Linked DNA regions of Homo sapiens: regions 2, 3 and 4 are each linked to region 1. A link is a contact called in ENCODE Hi-C or POLR2A ChIA-PET data. All regions are on one chromosome and are shown on one strand. Each heading gives the region's core, a stretch centred on a gene start or an enhancer-like site at or near the end of the contact. The rest is flanking DNA. Distances are from core to core; before and after follow the strand shown. Region 1 holds the start of FAM78A (family with sequence similarity 78 member A). Region 2 has its middle 14 kb from the start of RALGDS. Region 3 holds the start of USP20 (ubiquitin specific peptidase 20). Region 4 holds the start of FNBP1 (formin binding protein 1).

Region 1 (2,515 bases), core at 5-2,504:
GACAGAAAGCGATACACTGTGAAGAAATCGGGCTTCTAAAACTAACTGTGCTCTCAAACACAGTGCCGTTTGGAACGGGGAAGCACTCCCCCAGCTCCTGGCATACACTGGTAAAAGCCAGAAAGATAATTGAGGCCCAATCGCAAAGCCCTGAACACACCGGTCTGGGAGTTGCAGAGTGCCTGAATGTCTGCCATGGGCCCGCACAGGGCCAGAGGCCTGGAGGGCAGCCCTGCAGCCTCTCTGGTGACCCCTGATGGCACAGACACTCCTCAGGCGGACGGCACACTTGCTCTGCCAGGAAACACTGGGAGTAATGTCTCTCTGCTTTCTCGGCATCTTGCAGGGAAGGACACAGGAACCCGGGGGGAACAGTGGCAGGGTAGATTGCAGGACCGTGACTCCAATCTGGATCCACAGGCAAACTTTTCAGGGAGCCACCGGGCCAATGAGGCCACCTGCATACCTGCCTAAAGCTTCCCTCTGGCCTCCGTCCTGTCTTCATGGTATCTCCACCTTCCCCCTATCCGCGGCCCCCCACCAGGCCTCCAAGCTCGGCCATCCCTAGCAGTTCCCAGAGCTGGCTCTCGGCCGTACTCACATGCCCTGCTCGCCGTACTGGTTGTAGAACTCCATGTGGCTGCACGCCTGGATCCAGCCAACTACCCAAGTCTCCTTCTTGGGGATGGGCGGCATGACCACCTGGGCCGAGGCCCGGAAGTGGGGTGTCCGGTAGCGGAGCACCACGCTGGAGGACTCATCGATGCTAGTGGGGACGGGGTCGATGGAGGCTTTCACATCAATCACCGTGATCCCTTCCCGGAAGACTCTGGCTTTGCCTCCGATGCTCTGAATACAGCCCATGGCATACAGGAGCGCTCTGATCTCCAGGGAAGGCCAGCAGTCACAGAAAAAACCAGGCATTGAAAGGACAGAGGCTGCAGGACCCAGTACAGACGGCGCTGCTCTCCAATCTCAACTCTCAAGACCGATATCCATAGGATAGAAAACTCACTGAGTAGACTGGGGTTGCATATATCACTACCGCGGCCTGTTTATAAATAAGGATTCTGCTGCATTTCATGAGCCCTGGGCTCTCTCTTCTTCTCCTCGCAGTGGACAAAAATCACCGATATTCTTTGGGTTAAAAAAAGTTTGTAGTTTAATGAATAATTATGCGGTTCTGACATCCAGCCCTTCTGTGCCTCACACGCGGGGACGGCAGCTCGCAGACTCTCCCTGAAGTCTTCGGAGGAAGCAGGCGAGCGCCGGCAGACTCATAAATAAGGAAGGCTCTGTCCCCGCGCGGCCGCGCCACCCTCGCGGCAGAAGCCTGACTTCCTGCCCTCCGGCCTTCCGCACGCGCTCCCTCCGGGCCCCGCACCCGCACCCGCCCGGCGCGGTCGAATCAATTGCAGAGCAGTTTGTGTTCACCCGGCCGAGGTCCCGGCGCCCTCGGGGCGAGCGCCGACCCGCGGCTTCCAGGAGGCGAGCTCAGGGCTCCGGCCGCTCGCCGGTGACGGGGGAGCGCGGCGCGGGTCCCCGTCGGCGCCCACTCGCGGGCGCGGGCCGGACGTCCCCACGCAGGGGCGCCGCGTCCCTTCGCCGCTGTCGCTGCCGGCCGCCGTGCAGGGTCCCGGGGCTGCGCTCCGGCCGCCGCCGCCTGCTTCGCCGCGGCCGCCGAGGACCTGGTGGGAGGTGGAAGGGACAGCGCGTCAAGGCCAGCCTCAAAGTTAAGCCGAACTTTGCTGCGGGGGGCGCGCGGGGGCGGCGACGCGTGTGCGCTGGGCGCGGGCTGCGGAGCTGACGGCGCAGCTCTGGGCGGTCTCCCCGGAGGCGGTGGCCCCCGCCCCCCGCGCCCGCCCCGTCAGTGGCGGCCGCACGACCGCGCGCACCAGCGAATAATAGCCGCCCGTGACATCTCCGCTGATACCGTCCCGGACGGGCGGGGTGGGGGGCGAGCGGCTGCCGCTGCAGGGGGCGGCGAGCACTTGCCCTGCTCTGTCCCCACCGCCGCGCCGCCAGCGCCAGGTGCCCCTTCCCCACCCCGGTCCCTCCGGCTCCCTGGGCGCAGGGCCACCCACCAGTGCCGTCGGATCCGGCGGGCACCCCTTTCCCGGCTGGGGTCCCTCGGCCCTCGGAGGGCATAGTGCCCCCGCTCCGCCGCGTCAAGCGCCTCTGTCGCCCCTCTCCAGCCGCGAGCAGCCCCGGGTCCCCACGCGTCGGGCGCGCTCGCCGCTGCCGGGGAACTTTGGCGCGCACGCCCCCACTCGGGCGGCGCCGCCGACTCACCTGCCCCGGGGGCCACTCCGCTGGCCCGGGCAGCCGCTCTCCGGACGCCCCTGACCCGGCCGCGGGCACGTTCTTGGGGCGCCCCCACCCCCTTCCCCGGGCACTGTCCCTTGGCTCTACTGGAGTCTGGGGCCGGCGTGGGCGCCCCCGGCCCCCACCCTCCTCCCGGCTTGGGGCTTCGGGGGGGCGGCCGGGGGCGGAGGGCTGAGGCTCGGGGCTCTCT
Region 2 (2,515 bases), core at 8-2,507, 1.9 Mb after region 1:
TCGTACCCTAGAGCCTAGTCTGGCGCCGCCTTTAGCACACCTCAATGGGGACAAAGCACTTTTCCAGACAGCCTCTGCCAGAAAGATGAGGCCACAGTCATCATCTCTGTTGTAAAACTGAGAAAACTGAGGCCCAGAGAGGGCGAACAACTTGCCTGATGTCACACAGCGTGTCAGTGCCAAGGCAGGGTGTAAGTCCGGCCCCCAAGGCTGCTTGCTTTCCTCTACTCTGTTCCAAATTAAGGATCACAAGTAGATTTGTTCCAGGCAGCACACAGACTTGACGCTGCTGGGACCCTGTCCCTGGGGTGGGTGGTCTGTCCCCTGTAGGAGGCCTAGGCTGGGGACTCTGACTTCCATTTCTGCTGATCACTGCTGCCTCCAACCTGGCGCCTAAACCAGAGTCAACAACCCTCTGATAATTTCTACTACGCACTGCCATGCCAATGCGGGTATCATTTCACCATCATGATATGTGACGCAGGTTTTGCAGGTGAGTTTGAGGATGAAGCTCAGAGATGGCACAAAGCTCATCCAAAGCCACACAGCAGAGCAGGGCTTCCAATCCTGTCTGACTCTCAGGTTTGCGCTCCCAGTCACTCCTTCCTGCAAACTCCTAGCAGGAAGACTCTTTATGACTTTTCATAAAGAGTCAAAGGTGATTTTATCCTCACGGTGCCCTTCTAAGTTCAGGGTGCAAGTATCTCAATGACCTCCAGTTCACAGGAGGGCCCCTGTGTGTGGTGGGGAGGCAGAGCCGCAGAATGACTTGTGGAAGGCTACACACCCCAGTGGGGAGGACCTTTCCCCTGCTCCAGGCTAGGGAGACCCGGGGACTCCCAGGAGCAGCAGAGCCACAGGACACACCTGCCAAGGCATGTGGAAGGTGGGCCACCCTGGAGTGGGGAGAGAAAGGCAAAGAGGGGCTGTGCTTATTTTGGCAGTTGGGGCTTGGCACCACCCCAGGCAGGACAGTAATTCAGCAACTGGCTGATTCACCCACCGCAGGGCTCCCCTGCACTGGCTGCCTGCCCGCCGGCCCCTATTACCAGCCCACTGAGTCACGCAGGTTGCCAAGAAGCTGAGGATCCAAGAATCCAGGCCCTGCCCCAGCCGCTCCCATTGGCTTTGAGCCCAGCAGGACCCAGCCCTGCCAAGGGCACCGCAGCTCCCCTCCCCAACCCTGCCTGCCCCCAGGTCCAGCTCCAGGAGGAACCCAACGTCTAACTGTAAGGATCCAAGCAGTGGCTGGGAGCTGGGGCCTACAGTGTCAGGAGTCTTGGGCCAAACCCTCATCCTGTCACTTCCTGGCTGGGTGGAGCTGGGTGAGCCAGGCAGGTTCCTTTCCCTTGCTGAGCCTTGGTTCTAGCCCATCAACAGGGAACATCTCTGCCTCAAAAAGACTGCATGCTGAAATGAAACACTGGATGGGAAGCACTCAAGATAGGGCCTGGCACATGCTCCGTGTCAAAAAAATGGCACCCCAAGGTGGCATCCTCTGCAGGGAAGAACCAGAGTTCTTATTTTGAATTCAAGGCCAGCTGATACTTCTGTAAAATGCAGGTGAAATGTTGCAGCAATGTCAACTGCCATAGAGTTTCTAAACAATGTCCATTTCTCTACTGAAGGAGATGAGGATCAGTAACAGAGTTTGTAGCCTGCACTGTCTGCAGACCACAGAGAGGGCCCGGGGCACAACTATATTCACACAGCCAGACCACGCGAATTTACTGAACACCTACTAGGTGCCGGGCACTATTCAAGTGCCAGCGATAGACCAGGGAAAAACACAACACATAAAAATCACCTTTGGCCTAGGTCATAATAAGTAAAATGCATTTTTGAAAATAAGAATGCTCCAGAAGGCAAAAACAGAACAGGGAAGGCTGATGGGGCCCATGGGGCAGGAGCAGGTGCTACAACTGCAGACAGGCCAGGAGGGCTGAGGGGGCAGCGCGGGTATGGATGGAAGGAGGGACATTAAAACATTTCACCTTGGCCGGGCGCGGTGGCTCACGCCTGTAATCCCAGCACTTTGGGAGGCCAAGGCAAGTGAATCACTTGAGCTCAGGAGTTCGAGACCAGCCTGGTCAATGTGGTGAAACCCTGCATCTACTAAAAATACAAAAAAACTAGCTCGGGTGCGGTGGCTCACGCCTGTAATCCCAGCACTTTGGGAGGCCGAGGCGGGTGGATCATGAGGTCAGGAGTTCAAGACCAGCCTGGCTAACATGGTGAAACCCTGTTTCTACTAAAAATACAAAAATTAGCCAGGCGTGGTGGCGGCGCCTGTAACCCCAGCTACTCGGGAGGCTGAGGCAGAGAACTGCTTGAACCTGGGAGGCAGAGGTTGCAGTGACCAAGATCGTGCCACTGCACTCCAGCCTGGGCGACAGAGCAAGACTCCATCTCAAAAACAAACAAAAAAACTAGCTGGGCATGGTGGTGCGTGCCTGTAATCCCAGCTACTCAGGAGGCTGAGGCAGGAGACTGGCTTAAATCCAGGAGGTGGAGG
Region 3 (2,515 bases), core at 10-2,509, 1.4 Mb before region 1:
GTCATAATGAGTTGAAAAGAACAGGGAATAAAAGTACATAGAAAGTTGTTCACAATCTGAGAGAGAGAGACGAAAAAAAACAGATTGGAAAGAGTATTCAATATTAATACCAGTGCATTCTTGGGTGGCTCTGCAAGGAAAAAAAATGTTAACACTGATCATTTCCGGATGGGAGAATTATGGGTGCTTTTTATCGTCTTGACTATACTTTTCTAAATTATACAAACTCTTAACGATCGATATGCATTTCACAATTAATTGGTTTTAATAAAAAACGCGAGTTAGTGATCTGTTTCTGTATCTCTGGAGCACACCCCGAGACGACACAGCTCAGGGCATGTCCTGGTTAAACATTTGCAAAGAACGCTGTTCTCCAAGTTGGGCAGTGGAAGGTGTACAGTGTGTCAAGAGAAAAATCTACGTCTGAGGAGATATTTGTGACAGCGACCCGGACGCGGATGTGTCTGTCGTCCCCGCCGCCTCCTCCTCCTCCCCGCGTGGTACCCACCTCACCCCGTTGGGCCTCTTCCTCAAGTTCTGTACCTCTCTGGTCTCTTCCAGTTTTAATCTTTAAAAAGAAGAAGAAGCAGCAATGCATAAGCTGAGTGATTCCCCGCGGAATCCAAAGCTAACAGAGCCAATAAGGCACCTTCGAGGGCATCCCAGCCCAGCTACTGAGCCACCAGCACAGTGGTCCAGAGGACGACCTTGTGCCTAGACCCACCGGGAGTCAGAGCCACTGCGCATCCCGGAGGCATCTCTCTCAACCGTTCGAGCTTGGGGCGGTGGCCTCACCCCTTGAGCCTCAATTTCTGCGTCCGCAGAAGGAACCACCACCCGAGCTCACAGTTAACAATGTCAGCGAAGCGCCGAGCCGGTGGTGAGTCCCCCAAACAAGTCTATCTTTACCAAGCCTATGGGAGCCCCGCCCCAAACGCACCGAACCTCCTCTGAGTCCTGCTCATCTTCCTCTGACTCCGAGTCGCCCCGGCGGCGACGGAAAATCTTCCGGACGACCGGCATGGTGACAACGGCCGAGTTGTACAGCCGCCGCGCCTCTGCGCAGCGGCCCAGGCTGCTTCCGGCGCGCGGCAGAGCGGTCAGAGCGCCTGCCCCGTCTGGCCCCGCCCCCGGCACGCACAGTCCGCGTGGCCACGCCCCCTCTCCTGGCGTCAGCCTCTTCCGATTGGACGGCAGAGGGAAGGAGGTGGGGCGTCGCCAGACGGCCCCACAACCCTGCGCGTCGCCTCAGAGGGGGCGCGCTTGACTGACAGGCGGCGGCGGCGCAGTTGCGAGTGCAGGTGAGTTCCGGGCCGCCACCGGCTGCTTCTGTGGGCCGGGCCTCTGAGCATTGGCGACCCCAGCCCGGCTCCGGGCTGACAGGGCCTGGCTTCGCCAGGTACGCCAGACGCAGCGGCCCGGTGAGCGGAGCCCGGGACCCCCCCGGCCGCCGCCGCCCCTCTCCCCTCCTCCGGTCGGCGCCCAGGGGGGCCTCTGGGCCCCAGCACCACCCCACTCTGAGCTCCCTGGGGGCTCGTGGCTTCTCCAGAACCGGGGCCGCCCCCCTCTCATTTCTGCCGGGGCCTGACCTAGCGTTGAAAGCATCCGCGTGGCGTCTCGCGTCTCGGGCGCTGACTTTTCTTTCCTCGGGCTCTGAGCCCTGACGTGCGTTTTTTTCTTTCGGAACAAAAGATGACCACTTCTCTGCGGTGCTGACTTAGAGTCCCAGCGCCGACTGCCTCACAAATAATGGCCCCCAGCTTCTCCGCGAGGAGAGGCGCGTCTGATGTTTTGAAGCCACGCAAGAGGGTTTGAGCCGGGGGACTCCTCCTCGGTGCTTGCCGGCCACCCCCCTGGACCTTCACGGGTCTGGTTTTCCTCCTTCGGCAGGTCTGTCGCTCTACCCTCTGCCCCTTCCACCCCGAAGATGCTGTGAGGATAAAGTTTATTTGAAAAACTGGTATCAGCAAACGCTTAGGAAATACCTAAATGCATAAATAATGGCTTCTAGGACTTTTAAGAACCCCTTAAGTAACAGTAGTTTTCCTTTTCTCAGTGTCATCCCTTACTTTGAGAACTACCTCTTATTAAGCAGTTACTATGTGGCAGGCCCTGGGCAAAGCATCATCTCATTGAATTCTCCCAGCAATCCTTTGAGGTAGATTGTTTTTCGTTTTACAAATGAGAATGCGGAGTCTCCGAGGGGCAGTGCACGCCTCAAGTTACCCAGCTAGGAGGTGGAACAGGAATTGGTTGCAGGTCAGTCTCTGCCGCACGGTTTGCACAGGGCCTGGCACGGTAGGAGTGCAGTAGATGTTTGCTGCTGCTGCAGCTGCTGTTACATCTCATTGGCTAGGGGGAGGGGCCGATGGGGGCTGTCTGGGGTTCCCCTTTCTGGAAGACCATTCCGAAGCAGGGCAGCATTTCTAGAATGCCTTACGTTTTCTCTGGAACAGTCTCCACTGAGATTGTTCTTCTCTTCCTTGGGCTGGAAAAAATAGTAGACTCGGGACTT
Region 4 (2,515 bases), core at 11-2,510, 1.2 Mb before region 1:
GTTCAGGCACTTTAGAGTTCATCCTGGGAAATGGCTCATCTTGAGGGCATTTCAGTGCAGTAACTGAGATTTCGTCTGCTCCTTCCCGGGCCGCCGCACTGCCCATCCCCTGCCCAGTGATTTCCCCAGGAATCCGGGGACGGCAGGAAAAGAGCTCCATCCACAGCCAGCCCCTCGCCTTTCCGGGGACGGCCCTCAGCCCTGAGGGCTGCCCGTTTACCGTGCGCATCCCCCGGCCAAGCATCCCCGCAAGGCGCCCCTCACCGCCAACTTTCCCCACTGGAAACTATTCTCCGAGCAACCGTTAAAGATCATTGACCCCGCGAACGCCTCTTCCTGAGGTAGATCACGTAAGATCTCTCCCTAACTCCCACTTTCCCCTCCAGACCAGACGTCGCAGTGCCCACATCCCACTCAGGATTGAGCTACCCCGAAAGAACAAGTGCGCCCGGAGCCGCCACGGGCCAGAAGTCCTCGCCTCCAGAGCGAAGACCGCACTCTCGCCCCAGCACCCCAAAACCCGACCCCCGGCGCTCGCCCCGGCCGCCCCGCTCCCGGGGAAGTGCCCGATCCGCCAGCGCCTCCGCGGAGCCAGGACAGAACTCGCGGCCGGGGCGCCCCGAGACCCAACGCAGCGCCGCGCAGCCGGGGCCTCCACGCCCCCACGCCCGGTCCCGGCCCTCCCCGGGCATCCGCGGCTCGCCCCGGGGGATTAGGGCTCGGCCCGACACACACGGCCCGCTCCGGGGCGCCGGGGACAGGGAGGCCCGCCCGCGCCGTTCCTCAGGCCGCCGGGGACCCGCACCAACTCCCCTCGCCTCCGAAGGACAAGCCGGCCCGCACCTCCTGCTCGGGCCAAGGCGGACGAGGGGCATTGGAACCCCGCCTCCTCCCCAGGCCGCGAGGACCCCGACCAGCGCGCCCTCGCCTCCGCCCAGCAGCGCGGCCCGCGCCCCCTCCCCAGGCCGCGGGGAAACGCAGCGCGCGCCCCGCATCTGCCCGCGGGCCCAGCCCCTCACTCACCCAGAGCTCGGTGCCCCAGCTCATGGTGCAGGGGACGCGAAGGGGCGCTCCGCGCGGCGGGCGCGGCTCTCTGGTCCCCCTCCCCGGCGATCCCTTTGCCCCCCGAGATCCCCGCGACGGCGGAAAGCCCGGAGTCCGCGCGGCCTCCTCCGGCTCGCAGCTCCTCGCCCGGGGTCTCCTCGGCGGCTCCTCCTCCCCGCCGCTCCACAGCAAAATGGCCCGAGGAAGCAGCAGCCGCGGCCGCCGCAGCGCCCGCCCGCCCTACACCCGGAGAGCGGGGGAGGGGCGGGAGGGGAGGGGCGGGGCCGGTCTGACAGCTCGCGCACGCGCGCCCGCCCCACCCCGGCCCGGCCCCCTCCCCCGGGCTCCCCCGGCCGGGTCCGCGTCGCCCTGGGGTCCGGAAGGACGCGGAGGGAGGTGTGAGGGACGGCGGGACCCGGATCCCTAGGACTCCCCCTGCCAATCTGGTAATGACTTCTTAGTGACCACTGTCTGCTCGCAGTACTAGCGCTTGCCTTGGAACGCGGCAGGCCCTGGGATCACCGATGCTCCGCCGCGGTCTGAGATCGCTCCCCTGCGCGTATCGCCGCTCTGGATTTAAGGACAATACTTTCCCCTGGCAGCCATGCGCGCCGAGCAGAGTCAGCCCGGGAGGCTCTTTTCCCACCGCCCGAGGGAAGCCCGAGAGTCCCGCAGGCTGGCGCGGTGGGAGTGGGGCGGTGGTAACTGCGCGCTGTGCGAATAGAGACGTCGAGGCAAGCGCGACGGCCTCGAGTGGCTAGGGAAAGAATCCAGGGGCGTGCACCCAGTGATTTCCAATCTCTGAAACCAGTGATTTCCAACTTGTTCAGCCAAGAAACTCTCAGGCGTGAAATCACGTTACCGCCTAGTGGGTAAAAGCAAAGGCGTGGGGTACACAGATAACTTGTTTGGTTCAAATCCAGCCTCCCGCACGTGCTGGCCGGGCGGAGGCGGACAATTGCTCCACCTCTGGAAGCGCAGAGCGCAGTCCACCAAATGGAGGCAAATAACGTGTCCATCTCACTGCCCGGCGGTGAGGATCAGGGGTGGGCCAAGGCCGAAGGTTGGTAAACCCAGCGCTCATTTTATCAGCAGACGGACTCCCTCTCTATATATCCAAAGGTCTGCACAAATGTTCCTGACAAGCTATGGAAAATGTTTGGAATTCCAACTCCTGAATCACTAGCCCTTTCCCCACAGCTTATCTTTCTCCCTCGGTTAATGCTACTACTGGATCCTTTTCTGAGAAACCGTGCGACTCCCAACATGGGCCCCCAGTTAAAAAATATTTTACGATGATGCATTTCTCCAATCCCACCCCACCATTTTCAACCTGCTTATCATTCTCCTCCATTAAAAGGTGGAGCTAACCCGGGTCTGGTGGCTCACGCCTGTAATCCCAGCACATCAGGAGGCCCAGGTGGGAGGATGGCTGGAGGCCAGGAATTTGAGACCAGCCTGGGCAACATCG

The links. Hi-C counts contacts between places; a loop is a spot of excess contacts on that map. ChIA-PET counts read pairs that join two places held with the same protein, here RNA polymerase II (POLR2A). Pooled maps may share reads with other maps.
Region 2: a loop to region 1 is called in a pooled map, with 5 times the contacts of the local background. The contact joins the enhancer-like site here to the promoter of FAM78A in region 1. A Hi-C loop is called at or near these places in 2 of 37 single-sample maps with no recorded cell type and 8 of 50 pooled maps.
Region 3: a loop to region 1 is called in a pooled map, with 8 times the contacts of the local background. The contact joins the promoter of USP20 here to the promoter of FAM78A in region 1. A Hi-C loop is called at or near these places in 4 of 50 pooled maps. POLR2A ChIA-PET finds 5 or more read pairs at or near these places in 2 of 52 experiments (activated B cell and naive thymus-derived CD4-positive, alpha-beta T cell).
Region 4: a loop to region 1 is called in a pooled map, with 4 times the contacts of the local background. The contact joins the promoter of FNBP1 here to the promoter of FAM78A in region 1. A Hi-C loop is called at or near these places in 1 of 168 maps with a recorded cell type or tissue (naive thymus-derived CD4-positive, alpha-beta T cell), 1 of 37 single-sample maps with no recorded cell type and 7 of 50 pooled maps. POLR2A ChIA-PET finds 5 or more read pairs at or near these places in 2 of 52 experiments (activated CD4-positive, alpha-beta T cell and activated T-cell).

Annotation. Positions count from the first base shown.
Region 1 is chr9:131,275,256-131,277,770 of GRCh38, forward strand. It overlaps FAM78A (family with sequence similarity 78 member A), which reads right to left and starts at 1,255. Exons shown (of 2, transcript NM_033387.4): 1 at 602-1,255. The coding sequence starts at 924. RefSeq lists enhancers at 1-582, 1-44, 75-124, 285-784 and a silencer at 1,425-2,515.
Region 2 is chr9:133,134,359-133,136,873 of GRCh38, forward strand. It overlaps a transcript of RALGDS not described here. Among named protein-coding and RNA genes, the nearest start is that of RALGDS, 14 kb to the left of the region's middle. Within about 2 kb of position 1,258, at least 31 of the 41 ENCODE cell types and tissues checked have a DNase peak (open chromatin) inside an H3K27ac peak, as active enhancers do.
Region 3 is chr9:129,834,199-129,836,713 of GRCh38, forward strand. It overlaps USP20 (ubiquitin specific peptidase 20), which reads left to right and starts at 1,260. Exons shown (of 26, transcript NM_001110303.4): 1 at 1,260-1,301. C9orf78 (chromosome 9 open reading frame 78) reads right to left here and starts at 1,077. Exons shown (of 9, transcript NM_016520.3): 1 at 941-1,077; 2 at 509-568. The coding sequence starts at 1,023. RefSeq lists silencers at 1,009-1,358, 1,389-1,538 and an enhancer at 1,510-2,010.
Region 4 is chr9:130,041,929-130,044,443 of GRCh38, forward strand. It overlaps FNBP1 (formin binding protein 1), which reads right to left and starts at 1,261. Exons shown (of 17, transcript NM_015033.3): 1 at 1,024-1,261. The coding sequence starts at 1,047. RefSeq lists silencers at 624-783, 964-1,523.